Regions from separate parts of the Homo sapiens genome. Here region 2 is linked to region 1. A link is an interaction called in ENCODE POLR2A ChIA-PET data of the cell type or tissue named here. Cell type or tissue: OCI-LY7. All regions are shown on one strand. Links, peaks and the distances in the headings refer to the core of each region. The heading gives the core; the rest is flanking DNA. Region 1 overlaps CAST (calpastatin). Region 2 overlaps LOC101929710 (a long non-coding RNA gene).

Region 1 (5,391 bases), core at 96-5,095:
CAGCACAGATCATAAGCACTAGAAACCTCATGGACAGATGGATTAAATATTATTCCAGAAATAACATGTTTAAAGTTAACTTTTTTTATTCTTCAGACTTTCTTAGCTTCTCAAAAATAATGGGATGACTGGTTCAAAAGGGACAATAACCTGAAATCATACCCATAGCAAGATATCTGTCTTATCTAAGGACTGAATATGTATGATTCTTATCGTAATGTCAATATTATTTTTCCACATAACAAAATACATAATGGCTTGTACATTATAAAAATAGTTCATTTGTGAGAGCAAAATCTCATGGCAAATTTACATCATAGTCTTTTATTTTCAAGTATCATTATTACAGAATGCTTAGTAAATGTGTAGAGCATTGTATTAGTACCAAAACAAATTTAAAACTCTCTGTTTCTCATTTTTCAGGATATGGCATGAGATAATGCAGTGATTATCAACTCTTTTTGTGCCTAAGAATCACCTGGGGATGGTATGAGAAATTCAGACTCCTAGGCTCCATCTCCAGAGACTGATTTAGATCTAAGGTGGGCCCAAGGAATCAGTATTTTTGCCAATCACTCCAGGTGATTCTTCTCTTATGCCAGTGGTCTTTTGAGCACATTTTGAGTAACACTGAAATAATTCTTGTGGAGTGCATAGCATGGTGCGTAGCACACATAAACATTGATTTCTTTATTTCTTTTTTCTTTCATTTTTTTTTCTTTTTCAAATGACCTCTCCTTTTCCCCCCTGACCAACTCACTCTGCCATATTGTGGGAATACAGTAGAGCACACTAAGAGAGCTGCAGTTTCAGAGTCAGTGGACCTTGTGGGAGGCTTTGGTTGGAGGGATCAGTTACTGATACTATTTCTTCCCACTTCTCCCAGGACCTTGTCCTTTAGATCTTTTGATTATTCCTTTTTTTTTTCACTCTTTATTTCATGACTCCTCTTTAGACTACATATTAGCTCAATCTTCATCATAAACTGTTTTAAAGCAATTCCTTTGAAACTGCTCAAGCTCCAATTCCATCTCTGCCTCTAACCCTCACTACCAAAATTCCTGGTTAAAATTATTGAAGAAAAGAGTGTAGAGAGAGAAGAGAGAGAAACTAAAATCAAGTGTTGATAAATGCCTACATGTAGAAAGTGGGAAGGATAACTCAAGTCAAAGAAGCAGCAAGCAAAGAGGTAGAGGAAGCTGGGTGCTCCCTGTCATCAGTGTGGGGGGTGCAGGAAGAAGTGGAGGGTCAGTAGGGCTGAAATGCTGATATTTCCAGAGGGATGGGGGCTGAGGCAAGGTCCTGATTGGAGACTGGGATAGTATCAGTTCTCTTCCAAGCTGTTTTTGTGGAGTAATAGAAGGTTTCCATTGTACTGTGATTATGATTGAGAGGGTGCTGAGTATGTGGAGATTCTGCATGGTAGATTCTTCTTCCAATGTATGTAGATTTATGTAAAGAACAGCAGATAAAGCAATGAAAAATGAAGTCAGTGTTTACTTACACAAAAAGAGATAAGTTCTGTAAGGAAAAAAATATTCATGTTACTTGTTAAACAATAGTAAGGCAGACTTCATTCCAGACCATTGCTATAGGTGTAGGGACCACTGCAAGGGAATTTTGCAGTAAGAGGGGAGAAATTATAGGGGTGGCTGGTTTTTCCAAGAGTTGACTCCATAGCCAACCTTAATTTTAACAATCTAATTCCATGTACATCATTCTCAAATATTGCATTCTATTATAGTTATTCAAGGCCTTGGTAGTATTTAGCTCCAAATATAATGAAGAAAAGTGGGGATTTTTAGCTAGGAGCAGGGCCAGGGATCGTTGGATGGAAAATTAAAAGGAAACATCAGGGATAAGGCGGATTCTGGGAAAAGTGACCTATAGGATTCTTGCTTAAGGCCAGCGGGTGATCAGATCTCACCTGGCGGATGGTGGAGGATGAGGGGACTTGATCGGATAGCAAGAATGGAGGATTCTGACTAAAGTAGCCTGTCAGTATTCTTGCTATGAGTGGGTAGTGCAGAGATGAACGTGGAAGTCCAACAATGAGGCCTAATTGAAAAAGAGCTCAGAGGAGCCTGATTAGAATTTAGTCAAGGAGAGAATCTTTGTCAGTGTGACTGAGACACTTCACATGTTATAGATGTCTTGGATTGTTTGGTACTGTTCTCTGCCAGTTGTTTATTGATAAATGAATTCATTTATTAATTAAGAAACATCAAATAAGAAAGATGTTGTTTGGAAAGAACTAACAAGTGAATTCTAAAAATTTGTTTGTCTTAATCATTACGATTCTAGACCTCCTAGTTTGTTATTCACATTAAAGTTGGTATTTTTGGGCTCTCTCTTTTGCACATCAAGCCTCTCATTCCTAAATGATCTAATTCAAGCTTAAGGACCAGAATTTTTGGACTTTAGTACCATTCTAGAAATATATCATTCTAAAATCTGAAATCTACAATTTTGAAGAAAACTATTTATAGGAAACTGAGAGCTAAAACAATCTTATAATAACATCCCATTTTTGGTTTCACTTAGTACTTAAGATAAAAATTGCTTCTCTGAATATAATTTTGTCACTTTTTTTCCTGTGTACTTTCTTAATACAGCAAGTAGACTCAGTAAAATCTGATACAATATACTTATTTCACTAGTGAAATTGAAAGCTGAATGACTGGCGAATTTAAAAGATAATGAGGGTTCTTACTACCAGCGCCAATAAGAAAGGTTAGACATTTGTTAAACGTGATATGGTGCTATCTGCCTGCATGTTAACCATATAGTTCAGGGGACACCCAGTGGTTAAAAGTAGGTAATTCCTTGCTGTGGTACAGTGTTAAAAAATTATGGAAAAATATATTTCTTGGCTCAGCAGTGATCACACATTGTTGATTTTTTCTTTCTGAATGAGTACATGTTAGGATGTGTGTGTGTTTTGAGAAAATGTTTGGTCTTGACTTTATATATAAATTTTCTTTGAATAATAAAAACTCACCAACAATTTTGAAAATGTTAGAAATATGATTAAACTTTTCCTTTAATTAAAACAAATTAGAAATGTGGAACAAGTGACTGCGTCATAAATAAGAAAAGCCTTTTTGACCCAGAAATCCCAATTCTAAGAATGTATTCCAAGTATATAATCAGAGGTGTACATGATGACTTACTTATATCCAACGATATTTATCATAGCTTTATTTATAATAACAACAAACTAAGAAGGAAACACCTGTATGGAAGTTAAGTAAAATCATAGCGCTGATATACTGACGAAGGCATTTTTAATACTGTGTTTTGAAAAACATTTAATGACAGGCAAAAATGCTTATATTAGGTAAAAATCTTTCTAAATGTAAGATTACAATTCTATTCATATAACATACTTATAATATGTTATCATGTGCATATTTTTGTATTTGTATAAAAATAGGAAAAAACTGAAATTAGTTGTCTTGGATGACAGGATTTTAAGTAATTATTATTTCTTCTTCCTACTTTTTTTAATCTTAAGTGTATTTATTAAACCAGAAGAAAAAGAACAATAAGCAGCATAGATAATAAAAGAGTAAGATAAGAGTGTTTTACCAATGACCAGAAAAGTACCCATGCATGTATCTGCTTAGACCTTAAAGAGAGAAGTGCTGTGTATTTGAGATTTTTTACTTTGGGGCCCCTAAGAGATACTTTCAGAGCAAGGCTGCTGCTGCTGTGTGTGTGTATATGAGTGTATGTTTTGTGTGCTTGTGTGTAGGGGTGGGGGCACACACACGTGTTTGAGTAGAAAAGCACCTCTTAAATACAGACAGAAAATAAGAACAAAGACAACTTGGAGGGCAAGAATACTGAAATATTTTTAGTTCATATTCTCTTTGGAATCTGATGAAACTGTGATCTTTTCTCTGAAAGCTACACACATGTACGAATACAAAAAATACTCTCCAAAATGTTACATACAATTTAAAGAGGTTTATATGCACACACTATCCCCACCCTTGTAGGGACAATCTTATCAAGTAGATATATTTAGGAGGCACTATGTTATAGTATTTTCCTAGGTGGCTTGCTGATGTCTGAAATTCTACCATTAACAATTTCCTTAATCTTTCATTGCCTTTTTCTGCATCTTCTTTTAAACTGTAGGTATTTCTAGGTAATATATTCACTATTAATGCCCTTGTGAGAACTAGTTTGGCAGGAAAGGAAGAGAATACCGTAAGCATTTTTTTTCTGTAGATTCTGTAAAGGTAGTAGAGCACCAGAGATCATTTGATGAAAATAGCTAACACATAAATAGGCATTATATACACATGCAAATACATGTGTGCACACATGAGCACACACATGCGCCTTATGGCAACCCCATTCTCCTGATAAGGAAATTGAGGCACAGCTTGATTAAATAACCCATCTAAGGCCACACAGTTATTTAATAATAGAACCCAGAATTGAAATCACTTTCCAGAGTCTGTGCTTTTAACTAGTATCCGATACTCATCATAAAATTACTTATATTATGAAGTCTACCTTATAGATGGAGGCCAACTCCATAGACTTTCTTACTTCTATTGTCATTTTTTTGTTATTCACTTTTCTACTTCTTCATTTCCCTCTTTCTTCCTTGTGTGATGCCCTCTTTTCATTCAAGATTATATAGCAAGTTCAGTCATTCCAATTCCCATGATGTAGGTATAGCTATTTTCCCTTTGTAGGTAGGAGATGAGGCTCTGAGGGAAGCAGAGGCAGAGCCCTAGAATAGTAGCATTGTCCTGACTCCTGGTCAGTGCAGCAACCTCAGGACTAAAAAGACTTGAGCTGGACTACCTTGAGGGGTTCCACTTGAGATGACACACGGAAACTGAGTAATCAGAAAAAAGAACAACAACAACAAGCAACTCACTGGAGTGTGCTCACCATAGTGGGTGTTATTAAGGGCCTAGAACATGGGACATTTCATTCAGTATGTGAATTTATTTATTTATCTATTTTTTTTTGAGATGGGGTCTTGCTCTGTTGCCCAGGCTGGAATGCAATGGTGTGATCTTGGCTCACTGCAACCTCCATCTCCCAGGTTCAGGCGATTCTCCTACCTCAGCCTCCCAAGTAGCTGGGGTTACAGACATGCGCCATTACACCCAGCTAATTTTTATTTTTAGTAGAGATGGGGTTTCACTATGTTGGCCAGGCTGGTCTCGAACTCCTGACCTCAGGTGATCCGCCTGCCTCTGCCTGCCAAAGTGCTAGGATTACAGGCATAAACCACTGCACCTGGCCTCAGTATGTGAATTTCTATGTAATATTATGAGTTAATGGTAAGGCTTATTCATTATGACTTAGTGTTTTTTAGAGCCAGCATATTGTATTTACTGCTTTGCACTTGCAGTAGCA
Region 2 (5,391 bases), core at 218-5,217, 250 kb before region 1:
GGTGGGTGTGCTATGCTAATTAAGTACTTAGAGTATGAACTCCTCCAGCAGATCCACAGACACTTTTCACATGATGGAAATAGACATGCTTGCAGCAGGTTGCTGAAGTAAATACAGCATCAAGGTGGTGGACACGACTTGGTTGAGTTCCAAGAGCTCAGCAACAAGCTACTCACCTGGCCTTCCCAAGTGATTAGAAGACCAAATATCTTGAGGGACATCTTTAATTCTACTGGTTGGGATGCTCTGACCTATAGAAATGGAAGTAAAAGAGTAAAAAAGCAAAGTCTATACACTGCAAAGGCTTTGAGGTGGATGAATAATTATGAAGGATTTTTGCTGAATGAACTAGATAAACACAAAATCTTGAATTTAATGTAGAATTGAATTGAATTATTAAAATGGAAGCAGTGAGTGCCATAAATTCCACTTGCTAGAAATAATTGATCTTTTCTAATGAAAATGGATAATTAAATGTGGCCATATACAAGTATTTAGGTTCTTTCTTTAACAGGTTCTTTTAAAATATGCATTTACTGAGTGAGTTGCAGAGCATCCCTGCTTCTGCTTGCAGGCAATGCTCTTGCTTCCTCTGTGCTCTCAAACATTGCCATTTTCGTATTAAACTCTCAGTGCATAACTGCTGTCTCTGCTCCTGAAGTATGTCTTTCTATGAGAATTATAGACTTTAGTATTGAAAAGTGACCTTGAATATTATACAGCTCCTTGCTTCTCAAAGTCTTGTCCACATACCAGCATTATAGGCATCACTTGGAAGCTTGTTAGAAATGCAGACCCTCAGCCCCCACCCCAGAACTACTGAATCAGAATCTGCATTGTTAATGAGTCCGTAGTGATTCATACGCAATTAAAGTTTGAGACGCACTGATCTACTTAACATGCCTGGTATACATGACACTCCTCTGTGATATTTTTTAACAAGTTGTTAGGCAATTCCTGGTCTCCCAAAGCAACCCATTCTTTGGTTTGGATTGGCTGAAATGGTTACAAAGTCCTTCCTTATAATGATATTATAAAACCTTTCCTCATTACTACCTCCAGTCAAGCATGCTAATTTTGCCCTCTAGTACCACACTGACAAGTCTCAATCTCTTTTATACATGATAGCAATTCATACTTCGAAGGCAGATTGTTATATCTTGCCTAACTTTTTTCTGCTCTAGGTTAAACATCCCCAACCTTTTTAACACTTTGGCATTCTGCTTGCTCTTGTCCGGATAGGGTCTTTCAATAGAATTTTTTAAATGTGGCACCCAGAATAGAATATAGTATAGTTGGCCAACTAAAAAAAGATAATTTATTTTTCCAACTTTTTATTTTGAAATAACTTTATAGTTACAGAAAATTAAGAAAAAACAGTACACAAAACTTGTGTATACCGTTCATGCAGCTTTCCCTGGGGTTTACATCTGGTGTAACCATATTACTATTAGCTAAACCAAAACATTAACATTGATACAATATTCTTAACTCATTTATAGACCTTTATATTTTTCCAACTGTTCTATTAGTATATCTTCTTTTATGGTCCAGTATTCAATTAAGACTCCCTATTGCATTTGGTTATTATGTCTCCTCCAAACTGGGATATTTTATCTTTGTCTCTCACAACCTTAAAACTTTTGAGGAGTACTATTCAGTTATTTTATATTATGGTCCTTAATTTTGGTTTGTCTGGTGTTTTCTAATGATTAGGCTGGGATTAAACATTTGTAGGAATAAGTGATGTTATGTCATTTTCATTGACTTGTATCAGGAGGTACATGGTGTCCATATGTCTAATTACTAGTGATGTTATCTCTGATCACTTGGTTAAGATGGTATCATATCAACCAGATTTCTCCACTGTAAAGTTACTATTTGAAAAATAATATTTCGGTGTAAAAATTATTGACAAACTCATGATGCAGAGAGCCATAATGTAGTAATACTCTCCAAATTTATATTTTTGGAGAAAATGAAAATAATTTTACTTTCATAGACATTTATGTTTGTGATATTCATAACTTCTCATTCCACATGTCAGGAGATTTTTCTGTGAGATTAAGTGAAATAATCCATTTAAGATACTTAGCAGAAGGGTGAGGACAGAGAAATCGCTTAGTTTGCTACTATTATTAATGCTATTAACCTATCACTTTCCACTTAATATACTGATATATTTCCATGTCAATAACTGTTCACTGGCATAATTTATAATGGTTGCATAGCTTTCCATTAAATGTGTTAAGTATACTTCAACTTATCAAGTAACGGAAGACACTTAGAGTGTATCTATTTGTTTGGCTACTATACTTTCAGGTAAAGTTGGTTGATTAAATATATGTGTCTCCTTTCATGCCCCACTAAAACCCCTCAAAAACTACAAAGAAGGGATTTTTTTAAGGACATAAACTTATGAAATGGGGAGAACAGGAGTAGAAGCAATCACAAAAAATTATGAAAGCAAAAAAGCAACTAATTTAGCAGACCCAAGAAAATGAAATGTTAATCCAGCAGCAGGGAAAGCCAAGAACTAACCCTTTCTATGCCTCAGAATTCCCCATGACTGAGGAATTGGCAGGCACCAAATAACTTGACATTAGGATGCAAATAGGTTGGAAAATAAAAAAAGATTGCTTTAAAGTCTGTTTCAAAAGCAATCTTCCCCAGCTTCCCTCATCACTCTTTATTGCAGAAAACTATCCCTTTGTCACCCAGCAAAGAGACTGAGGGTGTTTTCCCCAGAGACATCAGGCACAGTTAAAGGTGGAGGCTTCACACCCCCGAACCAACTGTAAGAAATTGGTCACCTCGGGGTTGCTTTCTAGCAGGTGCCACTGAGGGATAAATAATAATGGACTGATCCTAACTTCCCCTTTGTTTCTCACCTCCCTCCAGTGAACACAGGGATTAATCTGCTTGTTGTTTAAAATAATATAATCCTTGAAGCTGTTGTAAACAAGTAGAGGAAAGAAGACCTTCAACAATTGTCCCTAATTATGGTTAGAAGAGGGACCAATCCTGATCCCAGTTATGACAGGCAAAAAAATTGTACAATCAGTAAAACTGAAAGAGAAAACAAAGGTACTAAAGCAGAAGTGGCCCACGGCACATTACTTTAAAAGTTCTAAGTAAGCTTCTGATACTGAAACTCAGGAAATAGCTAACAAAAATCTGGTTTTCTGGCTTCTCTTTATAAACTAGAAAATGTTAGTCTGGAAACAGTGACCCCTACAGTTCTCAGACACTGAGACAAAGTATGAATTTCTGCAATTATGTTTATCCCACCTTTTTTTTTTTTTTTCTTATAATGGAGTTCAGAAATCCTTAACTCTATAAGGGGAAAATAGCAGAGAGAATTGAGGGTTTGGAGCTTCTCTCTTATGCCTGCCTTATTCCACTCAGTTATGGTATCTGCATGTCTCCTGTGAGCATCCGTGTCTCTAGCTCTTTCCTTGGACCCTGCTGTAGACTTGTACCTCTACTGTTCAGACCTACCCACGCTGCAGCTGTAGCTGTTTACTCACAGCAAGAGAGAGAGGCTAAGACCAGCAAGCCCAGTGGGTGCCCCAACTCAAGCAAACATGTATTGGCCAGGTCTGAGTTGTTACATGCCAAGGAGAGGAGCAGGTAGCAAAAGTTTTTTCTAAGCCCATGGACTTGGGAAAGTGATGGACTTGTGGGTGGGGGAGGTGGGTAGGATAAATGGCAGCAGGGTGAGGGGGTCCGTTTAAGGCTACTCAAGTTCTTCTGACTCTCCAGTCAGAATTACTCAATCATTTAGGGTAGGGCCATACATACACATGGGGGAAATGTCAGGGTTTGGCGTTAAGAAAGCTAGGAAAGAAATAGGTATGGGAAAGTATTTCATGGGTGCAATGGTTGATGATCCAGCATCTACTTTCCTAGTGCTCTACAGCTGGAAAAGGCAGAGGCAATGGCTTTAATTTTATTTGCAAAGCTAGTTAAGAGTCGATGGAAGAACTGACACTATTTGATAAACTGTGCCCAAACTCTAGATGAACACTATTTCAAAGAGCATTAAGCACAGATATAAGAGCAGACTCAAAACAGACCACCTGGATTTGATTCTCAGCTCTGCCACTTATTAGCTGGGAACATCCAGACACATTTTGAACATGTCTTTGCTTTGGTTTCCTCATTTACGGAATGAGGGTATAATAGTAATTTACCTGTTGAAGTTATTATACATAACATACTTACAACATTGTCTGGTACAAGTAAATGATAGTTATTTTTATTGAGAAAATAGCACCCTAGTTACATAATAGTTTCTTACACAAGTTTGTCAAATTCTGGAGTAGGGAGGCATCTTGGACAGAGAGATGATTTCAAAGTGTAAAACTGACTAGCTCTGGCACTCAATTCTCACCTCTCTTTCTCCCTTTTTTCCTACTCACTAATTTTTAGTGTGTTCCCCTTCCTCTTTTTTTTCTTTCTCTCATAATTCTATACATTCCCAATTGACTTTTCCCATAAGCCCGTTGAGAGAGCCAGAGCAAGTTTTATTAACTCCAATTCACTAAAATGCAGGCAAGTGAAGTAGTTTATCCACGGCTCACAGGGTGAACTTCACACATCTGCCTTGAGAACCTGATCCTTCCTCTTGGAGCAATTTGCTTCTGATTTCTTGGTGGAGAATCAGTAGCGATGGGTTTAAGGGCTCTGGGAAGACTAGAAAGTTGCCCTCTCTAAACACATTTATTGAAAGTGGCACCTTAGAAAAAAAGGGACTATGTAAACTCAATATTATTAAGTATGATGGAAAAGTATAAAGTATGTAGAAAGCAGGCATTAGTACGTTTGACATTCAACATCAGTAGAGGTCAGATCATGAGGCACACAGAGAAAATAGTCAAAAGGGGCACTTTTTTATAATGTGATTGCTACTCCACCTTGCCCACCTCCTGGTATTAGAAACAGCCTTTCTGTGATTATGCGTATGGGTGATTGAGTAGTAACACAATGACTTCATTTCCATTTCCCAGCTTCCTGTGGGAAGGTTTGGATCCAGCCTGCAAGAGCCATGATTGTAGGAGTATAATGATAACTGATGTTTATACAGTACTTTACAATTTTCACAAGGATTTCCATCTATTGGCTTCTCACTACACCATTATTACCATTCCCACTTCACAGGCAAGTAAACTGAGTCACAGGTAAGCAAGGCTAACAGAGTTTGCATAGATAATCTCACAGAGCTAACACCAGAACTCAGGTCTGTAGTGCTTCTTCTACCTTCCACTTATGTGGAATAGTTTGATGTTTAATATTTTAAGCAGGTAAGTATTTGAGTCCTCTCTACCCCTTACCAGCACTGTTACCTGGAATAGCTCCTGAATCTTCAGCTTCCTCATGAAACAGAGG

What was found. ChIA-PET counts read pairs that join two places held together with the same protein. Peaks named below come from ENCODE experiments on the same cell type or tissue, not always from the same donor. Only the 100,000 strongest peaks of a DNase experiment are listed, where the experiment ranks them.
Region 2: POLR2A ChIA-PET joins it to region 1 with 7 read pairs; 1 of 35 experiments calls an interaction of 5 or more read pairs at or near these places.

The regions. Positions count from the first base shown.
Region 1 is chr5:96,685,253-96,690,643 of GRCh38, forward strand. All of the region lies in intron 2 of CAST (calpastatin), which reads left to right. Among named protein-coding and RNA genes, the nearest start is that of CAST, 26 kb to the left of the region's middle. In OCI-LY7, for the core only: CTCF peaks have their summits at 2,819 and 3,030; a DNase peak (open chromatin) is centred at 2,789; H3K4me3 peaks cover 257 bases.
Region 2 is chr5:96,436,883-96,442,273 of GRCh38, forward strand. The region is part of intron 4 of LOC101929710 (a long non-coding RNA gene); the gene reads left to right. It also overlaps a transcript of CAST not described here and the pseudogene LOC102724070. Among named protein-coding and RNA genes, the nearest start is that of PCSK1, 6.3 kb to the left of the region's middle. In OCI-LY7, for the core only: CTCF peaks have their summits at 3,229 and 3,430; DNase peaks (open chromatin) are centred at 2,799 and 3,149; H3K4me3 peaks cover 1,267 bases; H3K27ac peaks cover 1,390 bases.